Regions from separate parts of the Homo sapiens genome. Here region 1 is linked to region 2. The links are chromatin contacts, found by Hi-C or POLR2A ChIA-PET in ENCODE. All regions are on one chromosome and are shown on one strand. The core of a region is the stretch at or near the end of the contact, and the rest is flanking DNA. Distances in the headings are between cores, read along the strand shown.

Region 1 (7,158 bases), core at 1-2,500, 120 kb after region 2:
GCTTCTGCACCAGCTGGGGCTGGAGCGCTTTGCCCACTGGCAGCTTCCAGCCGTGTGCCTCGGTTTCCTCTGGCATCGGGGTGGGTGTGAGCTGTGTTGGCCCTTGCAGAGTGGAGAGCAGTCCATGCAGGTGCAGCCAGCTTGGACAGGTGCGTGATGGGAGGACAAGCCCACATCCATCTGGACGAGGAAGTGCTACGAGGTCAGGCTGGGTCAAACCTTGGTCTCCTTGCCACTGATAAACCACCATGCATGGTCCCTGGACTCTTGACGCCTGTGGTGTCTCTGGGCTCCCAGCGTTTTCTCCCCACAATCTCACAAGTGGTTTTTCACTTCCTTCTTGTAAACTTTCAGATCACGTCCCACCTATGCACTGGTCTTGCTACAAACACTTACCAAATAGTAGAGGGGAGTGTGCACTCCTCTAACAAGAGCTGCGTTGGATGGGCCCATCCACAGAAAGCCGGGAGGGATGCCCGGGTGTGCAGTTTCCACATGGGGAAGTCATTGGAAGGCTTCTAGCATGTTCCATGCCATTTGTTTTGTCTCCTCATCCTTACTTCTTGTTCCTTTTTTTGTTTCCTCCTCTCCTTTCTTCTCCCAGCTCTGCCTTATGTCTTTGGGGATCCTTCACTCCCTTGATGGCCTAGAACTGGGCAGAAAGAAAAGTTTGCCTCTGTCCTCCTCTTTCCTCTCACTCACTCCAATCCCTTATCCGCAGAGAGCCTGCTGGAGTCCAGGGAAGTCCGTTTCTGCTGGGGACATCCCAGCCTCCGCCTTCTGGGTCCGGGCAGTGCCCCTGGATACTGACTTCTCCCTCCCTGTTGTGTCCCACCTCGCGCTGAATCGTCCAGGACCTGTTTTGCTATTTTGTCTGGGGACTTAAGGCTGTTCATGGGCTTTAATCAATGCAAGGAAGTAAAATTCCTGCCAAGCTGCCCTTAAGGTCATCTGGGGGAGACCCCGCCATGTAACATGATCCTCCCGCCTCCTTCCAGCCCCAGCTTCATTATATGTAAAGCTAGGCTTCTGCTGACTCTCAGATCAGACCGTCCTGGCTTTGTGTGCCTTTGTAAGGCTGTGGTTACACCTGAGGATCTCGGCTGCCCTCCTCTTAGCTGTCAGACGTAGTTGATGGTGCTTGGGTCTTGGCTGCACCTCACCTTCCTGGCTCTGAAAATGAGTCACTAACCACCTCGATTCCTCGTGTTGGAATCCCTGGCGTGCTATTTTCCGTGGGAGGCTTTTACTTTTAGAACCTGGGCAGCCCTGGGCTCCTCGTCCTGCCCAGGGCGGTGCTGGCTCGTTTTTCAGACCGTGGTACAAACAGGCCTTGTTGATCTTGTGCCTTTTGTAGGCAGGTATGAGGTAAAGCCCTGGTGGATATATAACCTGACTTTAGTTTGGCTACTGCTTTCTTTGACCGGCTTTTACCCGTGTGTGTTTTCAACTTTTGCAAAACAGTCCCCGTGCCCAGAGTCCCAGTGGCACTGCTACACTTGGAAAATAAGCAACTAAACACATGATGCCCATTCCTAGGACATCCTCAGATTTAAAGGAACCATAAGAACCTCGGGCTGGGCTGGAACTGCTGATAAGCAGTGGTGACAGCTGAGCGGTGCAGGTACCTAGGGCTTGGTCCCGGTAGGTGACTCACAGAGCTGTCCTCCCTGTGGGCTCTGCCCTCTCGGGTGACCAGGGACAGGGAACGTTAGGGGATCTTAAGCCAGGCCCTTGGGCTTTCTGACAGCAGATCTTATTAGAAGGTCTGGGGGGAAATGAGGAGCATGAGAATGGTTTTCCTGCTCTAGCCCCGCATCCATCATCTCCCCAACACGTCCCCACTGTGGGTCACTGGGAGTGATCAGGAAGTGATGTGGAAACCCTCAGCAAGGGTTCTAGTTGCTAGGTGATGAGCCTAATGTGTAAGACTAGGTTCCACTATGGACGTTCCGTCATTTTTTTTTTTTTTGTAATGACCTTCTTCCCGTTTGGATGGTTCACCATGCATGTCCCAGATTTTCTGGAAGTGCTTGTAGCTCTCCAGCTTGGGCGACTTGGAACCTGTGACTACCAGGGCAGGCCACTTCTTCATGGGTGACCCAGGCAGCAGCGGTCCAAGGTGGAACTGAAAATGAAGGTTGTGGGAAACAGGACTAGGTGTCTCCAGTCCCTTCCTCACCTGTCATGTGTTTTAGGATCTTCCCGTGCTTAAGTTACAGTATGTTGCTGGAGACGAGAGATTAAATGCAGGAGTGGGGTTGTCTTCCTGCCTTCCCAGCCCGTCTGTGGGGAACAGCACTGTTCTCAGGCACGTAGTACATATATGGAACCATGAGTGAGTTTGAGATTTTCTCAAGAAGAAAAGGAAAATGAATAAAAACGAAGGGTTTAAAGCAGAAATTGAATAATGTATTACTTTGAAGATAGGCTTTACAAAAAGAATATCATTCTTGAATAAAGTAAATTTGCCCTGTTTATTCTTAAAAGCTCACAGCAAATTTTTGATGAAGCAGATGGATTTCTTAAATTAAGGTTTGATACTCCATTTGATTTTTTCCTTCTCTGTGATTTTAAAATAAAATTTATTCCTTAGAGAAAATCAGAGTAAAATGCATGTTCTCCATTCCTCCACCATGCAGTAAGCCGTGTCTGAAGGTTTGGGGAGTGCATGCCTGGGTCATGTCTCACCCCGCCCGACGTATGCTCCTCTCTCCCATCTCATGGGCTCTTCATGTGACATCCTGCAGGGCCCACCCCACCCCACACTCAGTTGGGCTCTTTCTGGTGGTGGCTTCATCCCATCTGCGGCCACTGGGGAGCCCTGACCCACAGTGTAGACTCTTCCATCCTTCAGGAAGCATCTGCAGGGCTCAGGTTTCAGGGACACAAGAGGGACATTCTCACTTAAGCATCATGTCCCCTCTCCCAACCCTGTGGCCCCTCTTCCATTAGACCCTTACTGCCTGTACCTGGCTTCTCCACATGCCCCACCTTCATCTCGTGGCCACGCAGTGAGAGCATCACACCCTCCCAACTACGTCCAGTCTTCCCTCAAAGCCTGGGGAACCTTGCTCTAGTGTTAATGCCTGTCCACCTTCCCCACCCTCTAATCCTAAACTCAAATCCCACCTCACTCAAGGAGCTGCTCCAGGTTCCCTCAAAGAATGTATGGCATTTGGCATAAAGTTGGTATACTGGCACAAAGATAATATAGATCCAGGTCAGCCACCCAATGGGGGAAAAGAGTGGGGTAAAAATACCTGAGTTGGGAATCAGTAGTTACTTATAAAACTGTTCTCAGCCAGGCACTGTGGCTCACGCTTGTAATCCCAGAACTTGGGGAGTCCGAGGCGGGTGGATCACCTGAGGTTGGGAGTTCGAGACCATCCTGACCAACATGGAGAAACCCCATCTCTAGGAAAAATACAAAATTAGCCAGGCGTGGTGGCGCATGCCTGTAATCCCAGCTGCTCCGGAGGCTGAGGAAGCAGAATAGCTTGAACCCAGGAGGCGGAGATTGCAGTGAGCCGAGATTGTGCCATTGCACTCCAGTCTGGGAAACAAGAGCAAAACTCTTATCTCAAAAAACAAAACAAAACTGTTCTCACACCTGCAAAATGAGGTAAACTGGAGCATGTTTCTATGAGAGCTGTTGTGACTTGTGTTGAGGTAATCCTTCCTTGCTCTTCCTCATGTGACCATTAATTTATGGCCAGCTGCTTAATCTAAAATTCCCTGCAGGATAGTAAACCCATGATGAGACCTTGACAAAAGACAAATGCAACAATGAGAACAAGCCTTAGACCCAGAAAATAACCTTGAGGAACAGGGAAGATTCATGGCAATGCTGTTTTCATATTGCAAAATTAAGGACGTTTATTACGTCCAGCATGAAAACAAAGAGTTAAATCTCGAGGTGTGTTCTATCAGCCAGTGATACGTGTGTCACTTTTGAAAAGTAAATATGACAGATTTAACTTTAAATATTCTTTCATGATTGCTTATTGTTTTTTTTTTCCTACTGGTATGTTCTACTGTGGTCTTCCTCAAAGAAATCGTTCAATTGACCTTCACCTCCACTACAAAACAGCTGCAGAATTCATAAGGAAGTTATTTCAGAGCCCCGGTTGTCACCAATACATGTTGGGTTTTTTTTTTCTTTTTCTTTTTTTTGGCCGGGGGGATGGAGTTTCACTCTTGTCACCCAGGCTGGAGTGCGGTGGTGCCATCTCAGCTCACTGCAACCTCTGCCTCCCAGATTCAAGCAATTCTCCTGCCTCAGACTCCCGAGTAGCTGGGATTACAGGTGTGCACCACCATGCCCAGCTAATTTTGTATTTTTCATAGAGGCGGGGTTTCACCATGTTGGCCAGGCTGGTCTCGAACTCTTGACCTCAGGTGATCTGCCCGCCTTGGCCTCCCAAAGTGCTGGGATTACAGGTGTGAGCCACCACACCCAGCCCCATGTGTTTTTCTTTTAAAAATATTTGGTGAATGACAACTTCATTTAAAATTGTTATTTCACAGGGAGTGTTCAGCTGTCGTCACAAGAACTTTCAAAGCCTTCATTCATTGAGCTAGCGAAGCTCACTTTAATATATCTTGAGGCCCCTGTGGCTGGACACAGAGGCAGATGGCCTGAAGCCAGCCCCTAGCCGCAGAAGGGTGGGCAGGAAGGCCCCTGGGCTGGTGGGGGGCCACCCTGCTGGCTGCCCCACCTGCCTGGGGTGGGGTGCTCAGGACAGGGTCGAGCAGCCAGTGGTGCTCCAGGTAGGAGAGTGGATGACATTGGAGCAGATGCTTGAAAAACGTAAGGATGCCACCAGGGGAGAAAAGAGTGAAGGATGTTTTCCTCATCTCACAGCCATCACAGCCATTCCTTAAAAGCCATGAACTTCTCACTCCTTGCGCTTGTGCTCTGTTATTGCTCCTCCAAAGCTGCTCTTTCCAGCCCGGTGGATGCCCCTCCGTTTGATGGAAACACACGTGTGAGTGGAAGCGTAAGCTGAGGTCACAATGGTGTGATCTCCACATACTAGAGAAAAATACATTCCCTTCAGTTTCTGGAGAAAGGGAAGGAGTTATAGTTTGAAGTAAGTCAACATTTATGGTGGAGAGGAAGAGAAGTAAATGTACAGCTGACTTTTGAAAATGCTTAAGGGTGTTAACCTTTAACTCCCTGCACAGCCGAAAACCTGTGTTTGACTTTTGAGTCCCTGAAACTTAACTGCTGATAGCTTACTGTTGACCGGAAGCATTACCAATCACATAAACAGTCGATTAACTCATATTTTGTACGTTAGATGCATTATATACTGTGTTATTACAGTAAAGTAAGCTAGAGAAAAGAACATGTTATTAAGAAAATCTTGGCTGGGTGCGGTGGCTCACACCTGTAATCCCAGCACTTTGGGAGGCTGAGGCGGGCGGATCACGAGGTCAGGAGATCGAGACCATCCTGGCTAACACCGTGAAACCCCGTCTCTACTAAAAATACAAAAAATTAGCTGGGCGTGGTGGCAGGCGCCTATAGTCCCAGGTATTCGGGAGGCTGAGGCAGGAGAATGGCGTGAACCTGGGAGGCAGAGCTTGCAGTGAGCAGAGATCGTGCCACTGCACTCCAGCCTGGGCGACAGAGCAAGACTCCATCTCAAAGAAAAGAAAAGAAAATCTTAAGGCAGAGGAAATACATTTACTATGCATTAAGTGGAAGTGGATCATCATACAGATCTTCATTCTCGTCATCTTGATGTTGAGCGTGCTGAGGAGGAAGTGGAGGGCATCTTGCTGCCTCAGGGTGGCAGAGAGGTGGAGGAGGTGGAAGGGGAGGCAGGAGAGCCAGGCACACTTGGTGTAACTTTTGTTAGAAAAAAACCACATGTATATGGACCTGTGTAATTGTGGCTGTTTCATGTAGTACGTGGAATGAATGAAAAAATCACTTGTTTGATGCATGACCAAAAGGATATTTAATTTTCTGCATTAGAAAATAAAAAGTGCTAAAAATTTGGCAGTTTTCTGTTTCTTCTCAAGGTTGTAAGGGGCTGCTTATAATCATTAAGGTAAATGGCTTGGGAAAACTATTCCAAATAAATGGCAGATGTGCCTGCCATCTTTGATTTCAAAATACATTTTCCTTTAGTCTCTGTTTGGGAATTGTGGGAATTACAGGTTTACTTTTTCTTTTCTTTTTTTAAAGTAAAGGCAAGACCTTGTTTTCACAAAGCCAATTATAAAGTGTTTGGCATTCCCTAGACTTAATTTTGGGGGAAAAAAATAGCACAGCCTTTGTGTTTCACATATGGATTCAGCATTTCTTCATGTTCTTCCCATGTAAGACAGACACACCCCTCCAATCTGAGGGCCCAGGAAGTGCCAGAGAGGAATGAGACCTGCGTTTGTTTGGCTGAAGACTGTGACTTTTATCTGAGACCTACTTAGATTTTAGTGCATTCAGTTCCCCATCAAAATATATAAGTAGCCAATTCATTTCTGTTCTCACTCAGAGATAGCACAAAAATAAGGACGCGTGTAAAGTGTGCTGCAGTGAGTGGGTACATACATTGCTAAGTGCTGCCATTGAAAAAATTCATTGTGGCAAAGGACCTTTTTTCAACAATGAAGGCAGCATCTCTTTTCCTGGATCGAGACCCGTAGGCACAGTGAAGGAACTTGGAATTGTGTGGCTGGTGGCGTGGCTCCAGTCCCTTGGAGGGACCGGCTGCCACAGACCAGCGTGGGCTCCTGGCACACAGTGAGTCACCCGGATCCAGCCAGTCATTCAAAAACAAACTTGAGAAGGATCACTGGGTGCAGCTTCTCTACACGTGGCAGACAGGGGTCCCATAGGCTGCCGGGGCCCCGTGTGTGGATGCTGGACTGGCTTCTCCTGGAAGAATGCCCGTGTGATGGCCCGTCCGCTCACCATGGCTGCCACAGGTCCCATTCTGGCAATGCGCCTTTTATTTCAAAAGAATTTTTCCTTTTCCTCCACACCCGCCTTTCTGTTTTCCAAACGAAGAGCCTCCACCTACCCAGGCTTTATTATAATTTAAGTAAATCTAAAATGCCAATGTTTAAAATTTCTCACATTTCTATCATATTTTATTTTTTACTTCTAAAAGAACTTTCATATCAATTTTTTCAACTATTCAA
Region 2 (6,999 bases), core at 2,902-5,401:
GTTATTGAGACTGGTTACACAACAGTATGGAATGTGTTTAATCCCACTGTACTCTACACTTAAAAGATGGCTAAAATCAGTGCTTTGGAAGGCTGAGGTGGGAGGATCACTTGAGGCTAGGAGTTTGAAAGCAACCCAGCAACAGAAACCATGAAATCTCCATCCAAGGAATACCCTCCACAACCTACCCCAAACCAACATGAAAGTGAGGTTGTGTGAAGGTGCGCTTGCTCTTCAGACACCTCAGCACAGTCCTCTAACTTCCTTCCAAGTGGATTGCTATCATCTCTACAAAAATTTAAAAATTAACTGGGCATGGTGGCGTGTGCCTACAGTTCCAGCTACTGGGGAGGCTGAGGTGGGAGGATAGCTTGAACCTGGGAGTTCTTAGGCTGCAGTGAGCTGTGATCACACCACACCGCGGCAGCCTGGGAGGAAGCAAAATCTTGTCTCAAAAGAAACCAAAAAAGGCTAAAATGGTAAACTTTATGTTATGTATATTTTACTAAAATTTAAAAAAAATATTTTTTTAAAAGAATTCTTCAAGGAGTCCTCCCTTAGGATATGATGGGCCTAGAATCAAGATCTCTCTTCCCTTCTGGGGAGTGTTTCTTGTTTCCACCAGGGGCTCATCAGAGGTGGCGTGAAGCAGGACATACACAGAACTGTGAAATCTCCATCCAAGGAATGCCCCCCACATGCTACCCCAAACCAACATGAAAGTGAGGTTGTGCAAAGGGGAGCTTGCTCTTCAGACACTTCAGTGCAGTCCTCTAACTTCCTTCCAAGTGGGTCACAGCATCTGATGCCCTATGGAGCTGGTCCTGCACCTTCCATGTTGGGGGTGTCATAGTCTGTGTGTGCAGCTGTAACAAAATACTGCAGACTGGGTAATTCATAAAGAACAGAAATTTATTCTTTCACAGTTCTGCAGGCTGGGAAGTCCAAGATCCAAGCACCAGCAGGTTCGGTGCCTGGCGAGGGCCCAGGTCTCCGCTTCCAAGATGGTGCCTGTTGCTGCGTCCTCCAAAGGAAAGGAAGGTTGTGTCACCACATGGTGGGAGGCAAAAGGGCAAGCCAGCTGAATGCTCTGTGAGGCCCCTTTTATGAGGGTCTGATCCCACTCAAGAAGAAAGAGCCCTCGTGGTCTAATCACCTGCAAAAGTCCCTCCTCTTAATACTATCACATTGGCCATTAAGTTTCCACACCTGAATTTTGCAGGGGACACATTCAAACTGTAGCAGAGGGCCTCACAGCCAAGCAAAAGTTCACTTGATTAAATATATACATCTTGGTACTGTAATCCTGTTATATATCAAATACAGGCAGAACTGGGGAAAATCAGGATATGTTTTTTGGGGATAAGAAGGATAAAAGTCCAACCTTATGTAGTAAGACATTTTATCCTTAACTGGCCAAATGATAATTCTTCCCTACTGAAATCAGTTACTATATCTATCTATCTATCTATAATCTATCTATCTATCTATCTATCTATCTATCTATCTATCTATCCATCTACTTATCTATCTACCTATCAATCTAAGCTGCTGGCTTAAAATGTGTCTTACTTGAAAGCTCTCTCAGACCACAGTGTGGGACAGAGGCCTCCATGAGTGCTTCTCACACCAGCACAGAACTTTCTATTATTCGTACGTGGAGGATGTCAAGTTTATTCTTATGAAAAGAAATTGTTCGCAGGAAAGTCACAGGTTTTAAGAGAAATGAAATCATGACGCCCATGAGTTGCGCATTTAGAATGCTAGCGGTTTCTTCAGGAGTCTGTGACAAATTGTCGTGTCATCAGGCTATCACATGCTCCATCTGCCTTCCTAGACTCTTACAGAATTCCCAGACCAGGATAGATCCCATTCTCCTTTTCTACATCTTCCCACTGCAAACTCTGGCCTCAGATAAGAATATTGCTTTGGCAGGGGGTGTAATGTTATTAGAAATAAAGTTAATTAGGAAATGTTTGTGTCTAACCTATTGAATATATGAAATATAATTAATTTTCTGTATCAACTCTTAGAACTGTGAATTGAGTGGCAGGGATGAGGATGAGCTCACAGTAGGCTGGGTATGCACTTTGCCTTCTGGGATTCAAAGAAGTAGGTCCATGCTGTCAGGGCCCAAGCTTTGCTCTCCGTCTCTTGCTGCCCGGACATCTCTTTCCCCTGCTGTGTCCCTTGGACTGTCCTGGGACAGCATCCTCAAGCCCTCCCCGTCTTCCATTTCTGCTGTGCCTCATTAATCGCAAGGAAGCCCATTCACCTCCATGCAGCCAATCAGCACTTAGCCTTTCTTTCTTTCTTTCTTTCTTCCTTCCTTCCTTCCTTCCTTCCTTCCTTCCTTCCTTCCTTCCTTCCTTTCTTTCTTTCTTTCTTTCTTTCTTTCTTTCTTTCTTTCTTTCTTTCTTTTCTTTTTTTTTTTTTGAGACAGAGTCTCACTCTGTGGCCCAAGCTGGAGTGCAGTGGCATGATCTTGGCTCACTCCAACCTTTGCCACTGGGGCTCAAGCGATTCTCCTGCCTCAGCCTCTCAAGTAGTTGGGACTACAGGCACACGGCATCACACCTGGTTAATTTTTTTGTATTTTTAGTAGAGACAGGGTTTCACCCTGTTGCCCTGGGTGGTCTCGAACTCCTGAGGTCAGGAAATCCACCCGCCTCAGCCTCCCAAAGTGCCAGGATTACAGGCATGAGCCACCATGCCCGGCCCTCTTCTTAAATGCTTCTAGTGTTTGATGACTATTAGATTTTGGTGAATATTAGATTTTGACACATAGCATGCATGTTCTAACATCTCAGAACCATTTTTTTTGAATCAAAAACAAATTTAAAGGAAGGGATATGATATTTTTTCCAATAAAAACAGGAAAATGGACTTGGCAGTGGCTGCCTGCTAGGCAGTAAGTGATTGAAGAGTGACTTCATTTCAGAAACATAGCTGCTTTCATCTTTCAGTAAATGAGTCTAAGACCTTTCTCAGGGCACATGCATAAAATAAGGCTAGACATTTTTATAAAACTTACGTCTTTATTCAAACTACAGGAAAAGAATCCAAATGGAAAGCAAGGCAGTGTTCTTCAGGCTAAGGCTTTTTTTTTTTTTTTTTTTTTTTTGAGACGGAGTCTCGCTCCACTATTGCCCAGGCTGGAGTGAGTGCAGTGGTGTGATCTCGGCTTACTGCAAGCTCCGCCTCTCGGGTTCACGCCATTCTCCTGCCTCAGCCTCCCGAGTAGCTGGGACTACAGACCCCCTCCACCACACCCGGCTAATTTTGTTTTTCGTATTTTTTAGTAGAGACGGGGTTTCACCATGTTAGCCAGGATGGTCTCGATCTCCTGACCTCGTGATCCGCCCACCTTGGCCTCCCAAAGTGCTGGGATTACAGACATGAGCCGCCACACCTGGCCAGGCTAAGCCATTTTTATTGAGCATTTACCCCTAGAGGGAGTTCTACAACCCACTAAAGGCCAGGCCTGACTGCATCCTCCCAATTCCCTGTTGTCAAGAAACGCTGGGCCGGGTACAGTGGCTCACGCCTGTAATCCCAACACTTTCGGAGGCCGAGGCAGGCGGATCACTTGAGGTCAGGAGTTCAAGACCAACCTGGCCAATATGGTGAAACCCCTTCTCTACTAAAAACACAAAAATTAGCTGGGTGTGGTGGAGCATGCCTGTAATTCCAGCTACTCGGGAGCCTGACCGATGAGAATTGCTTGAACCTGGGCAGCAGAGGTTGCAGTGAGCTGAGATTGTGCCACTGGGCGACAAAGTGAGACTGCCTCAAAAAAAAAAAAAAAAAAGAAAGAAAGAAAAAGAAAAGAAACCCTGTAGCTAGCGATGTAAGTCGTGCGCCACTAGCTGGCACTGTCGCTCACAGCACACTGCAGGCCTCTGCACCTTTTGCCTCCCTGAGAAAGGCAAAGAAGAATCCCAGTTTACCACGGTGTCCTGTGCTGCTCAGCCTCCGAGTCGTGTCCCTCCCATCAGAGGCCTTCCACGGAGCTCAACCCCTCCCTAGGGCTTGGAGGACGGTGGCAACAGACGAATCTACATACGGGCCTGGCATGTGCGGGCTGGATCAGCTGGAGTTTGAAGGAGAGAATCCGATTCAAAAGAGAGCAGGGGAAGTGGTACCGAGAGAAGCAAGGCAGATGGCAGCGCAGAGTCTGAGAGCGGGAGGGGGCACTTTCAGCCTCAGGAGACGCTCCTGGCAGAGGGCTAGGGCCTGAGATGGGGCAGGGGGCGGGCAGAGAGTGGCTTCCTTCTTCCCTACTGTTTTCCTCCCTCCCTCCCTTCCTTTCTGCCCCCTCGGGGCAGCCAGTGCACAGAGCTCTGCCACCGTCCTTCAGGTAACACTTCACATTACCCTCTCCATGTGGCCTCAGTTAACACATGGTATGTAAAACAAGGAGTTGAGATGAGACCTCTACCGAATTATAGTCATACTCTGTCACAGTCCTCGTGGCACCTTTTCTTTGTAGAGTCGGAACAAGACCCAGAGTATATGGGATGATGAAACCTGAGCATCAGGGTGGCAGGAGCTGTCAGTTAGGAGTGAAGGCAGAGAGAGAGGGACAGACACCACCACCCACCCCACCGCAGTGCAGTCAGTGAAGGCAGGGGGATGGGCTGACTCAATGCATTCACCCAGTGAGTGGGTCGCTCTAAAATACTCATCATTGTTTTCCAGGGCAATATTAGCATTGGCAGCTTTTAAGAGCACCTGAGAATCTGCTCAGAGCATGTGTATCACTGCCTGACTCCTAAACCATGGGATGATTTAGGAGACGTGAGTGATGTGCCCAAGGGTGAGAGTTGAAGGAGAAGGGGGCGGAGACTGTGTATTCCCTGACATTCCCCATTCCCAGTCAGCTCGGGGATCATAAGCTTTGGTGACAGCCTGTGAGCGGTGCCCTGGGAGCCACATTTGCTTTCGCAGTACTATGCTTTGCTAATGTTTGGGAGGGGGACAGCTAACACGTCACACATGTGACAGCCCGGCTGTGCACCGGGACAATCCCCCTTCCAGGCCAGGAAACAAGTGGGTTCTATAAAGGACACTGAACACATTCCTCTGGAGTGGAGCAAGGTGCTTTTCAGTTTTGGCAGCCCAAGGACGAAAAAGCCCAACCACATCCTGCAGTGGAGGAGAGACGGAAAGTCAAATTTAGGGATTCACTCTCACTCCGCACAGGCATCCCCAAGACAAATGGACAATTGTAGTGTTATTTTAAGATTTAAAATTTTCCAGAGTTCTGAAACACCTTTGAGAACTTTCAAAGAAAGCTATTTCTGTCCTTTGAAGGTTAGGCCAACATTTACACTTCTACCTGAATTGTCCAGCTTCTGGCATAGTTAAGCACTTCCCAGCTTCTCCAGAGAAAGCTATGTTCATGATGAGAAAGTTCTTATTGTGCGGTGATGTGAGGTGACACTGCTGGGGGTGGGCAGAGCCCCAGAGAGACTGTTAGAGATCACATGTTTCCACAGGGGTCCTGAAGACGTGCAGAGGTGGAATAAGATCTCCCGTTGGGCTTCTCCCTCTCCACCGACACACTCTAAGCTCCTTGAGAAGGCCTAACATTGGTGTGGAAACCATATCTTCATACTTCTGTGGGTCACAGCCAAATTTATACATGAAAAAGACAAAAGATCATTTCTGTTTCTTTTATGAAATAGAGTAATTTTATACTTTTTCTGTTACCAAATTCAAATTCACTTAACTGTAGGAATTTTAAAATTTACAAAGTTAATCAGAAATGCACTCCAACCTCTTTTCTTCTAACTCTGCCTTAGAATTTCAGAGATAAGGATGTTCATCTTCAATCAGGGGATTGGCCCTTTCTTTCTACTGCTCCATTCTCATGTAGGAGTGATTCATACGCACAAAGGACTATGTTAGTGAAGGGAGGCTGATGCTCACATGAGGGTCACATGCTTCTATGCAGTTCACAGTTAAATATGAAACTGAATGTCAACAAGCAGTTTGGTACAACAATGGGATATCATTCAGACCATCCCTATAAATAGCTGGCATTTATTGAGCACTCACTATTGCCCCAGAGACTTTCTAAGTACTTTATATGTATTAATTATTTACTAATTGTACTCATAGGGTAGGGCTTCTCAACTTCAATAAGTTTGACACTTTGGGCTGTGTATTGTAGTGTGTTTAGCAGCACTCTTTCCTGGCCTCTTTCCACTAAATGCTAGTAAGATCCCCTCCCAAGTCATGAAACCAAAACTGTCTCCATACATTGCCAAATGTCCCCCGGGAGTTAAAACCACTATACCGTCACCCCCAGGTGAGAAACCACTGCCCTATGGCTGCTCCATGAAACATGAAATGGTTGGCAGAAAAGCAGGCCTGGAAAAGTTATTTGGACCTAAGCTATGAACTGGGAGAAATGTTCCTAATGTCTCTGAACACAATAGTTTATGTTGGGAAACCCTCCAGGGAAATTAAGGGGGCAAATTCTGCTTAAGAAAGAATTCTGGAAGTGACATCTGCAAGATGGCAGAATAGGAAGTGCCAGCCCTTGTTCCCCTCAGAAATACTGATTTAATAACCATCCATAGATAAAATTACTTTTCTGAGAGCTCTGGACTCCAAGCAAGAGTATTCAACACCTTGATGGGGCACAGAAATGAGAAAAGACACATTGAAAAGGGTAAGAATATTTTTACTTTACCAGCACCAAGCCTCCTCTAGGCCAGTAGAATGCAGCACCAAGACAGATCTCCTTGGCCCATAAGTTCTCCCATGGGGGAAAGAGAGCATGCAGTGAGCATCTGACTCTTCTGTAGCCTTTTGATTTACTGCCTGAGAGGCTCACTTCTGTTATGCCTCACCCAGAACACTGAGTGAATCAGAAAGGCTAGATTGCCTGGGGGCTGCTAAGAACAACAGAAATAGATGAGGGCTCTCAACAACCAACATGCAGACCTCAACGGCATGCTGGTGGCGCACAGCAGCAGGCCACCTGCC

Evidence for each region. A loop is a pair of places that touch in the nucleus more often than their neighbours do. ChIA-PET counts read pairs that join two places held with the same protein, here RNA polymerase II (POLR2A). Pooled maps may share reads with other maps.
Region 1: a loop to region 2 is called in a map of CD8-positive, alpha-beta T cell, with 2.3 times the contacts of the local background. The contact joins two enhancer-like sites. A Hi-C loop is called at or near these places in 1 of 168 maps with a recorded cell type or tissue (CD8-positive, alpha-beta T cell), 10 of 37 single-sample maps with no recorded cell type and 7 of 50 pooled maps. POLR2A ChIA-PET finds 5 or more read pairs at or near these places in 2 of 52 experiments (AG04449 and WTC11).

Annotation. Positions count from the first base shown.
Region 1 is chr15:25,804,828-25,811,985 of GRCh38, reverse strand. All of the region lies in intron 1 of ATP10A (ATPase phospholipid transporting 10A (putative)), which reads left to right. Among named protein-coding and RNA genes, the nearest start is that of MIR4715, 40 kb to the left of the region's middle. RefSeq lists an enhancer at 61-561. Within about 2 kb of position 1,250, at least 3 of the 41 ENCODE cell types and tissues checked have a DNase peak (open chromatin) inside an H3K27ac peak, as active enhancers do.
Region 2 is chr15:25,930,988-25,937,986 of GRCh38, reverse strand. The region is part of intron 1 of LINC02346 (long intergenic non-protein coding RNA 2346); the gene reads right to left. Among named protein-coding and RNA genes, the nearest start is that of LINC02346, 32 kb to the right of the region's middle. RefSeq lists an enhancer at 6,520-6,999. Within about 2 kb of position 4,151, at least 2 of the 41 ENCODE cell types and tissues checked have a DNase peak (open chromatin) inside an H3K27ac peak, as active enhancers do.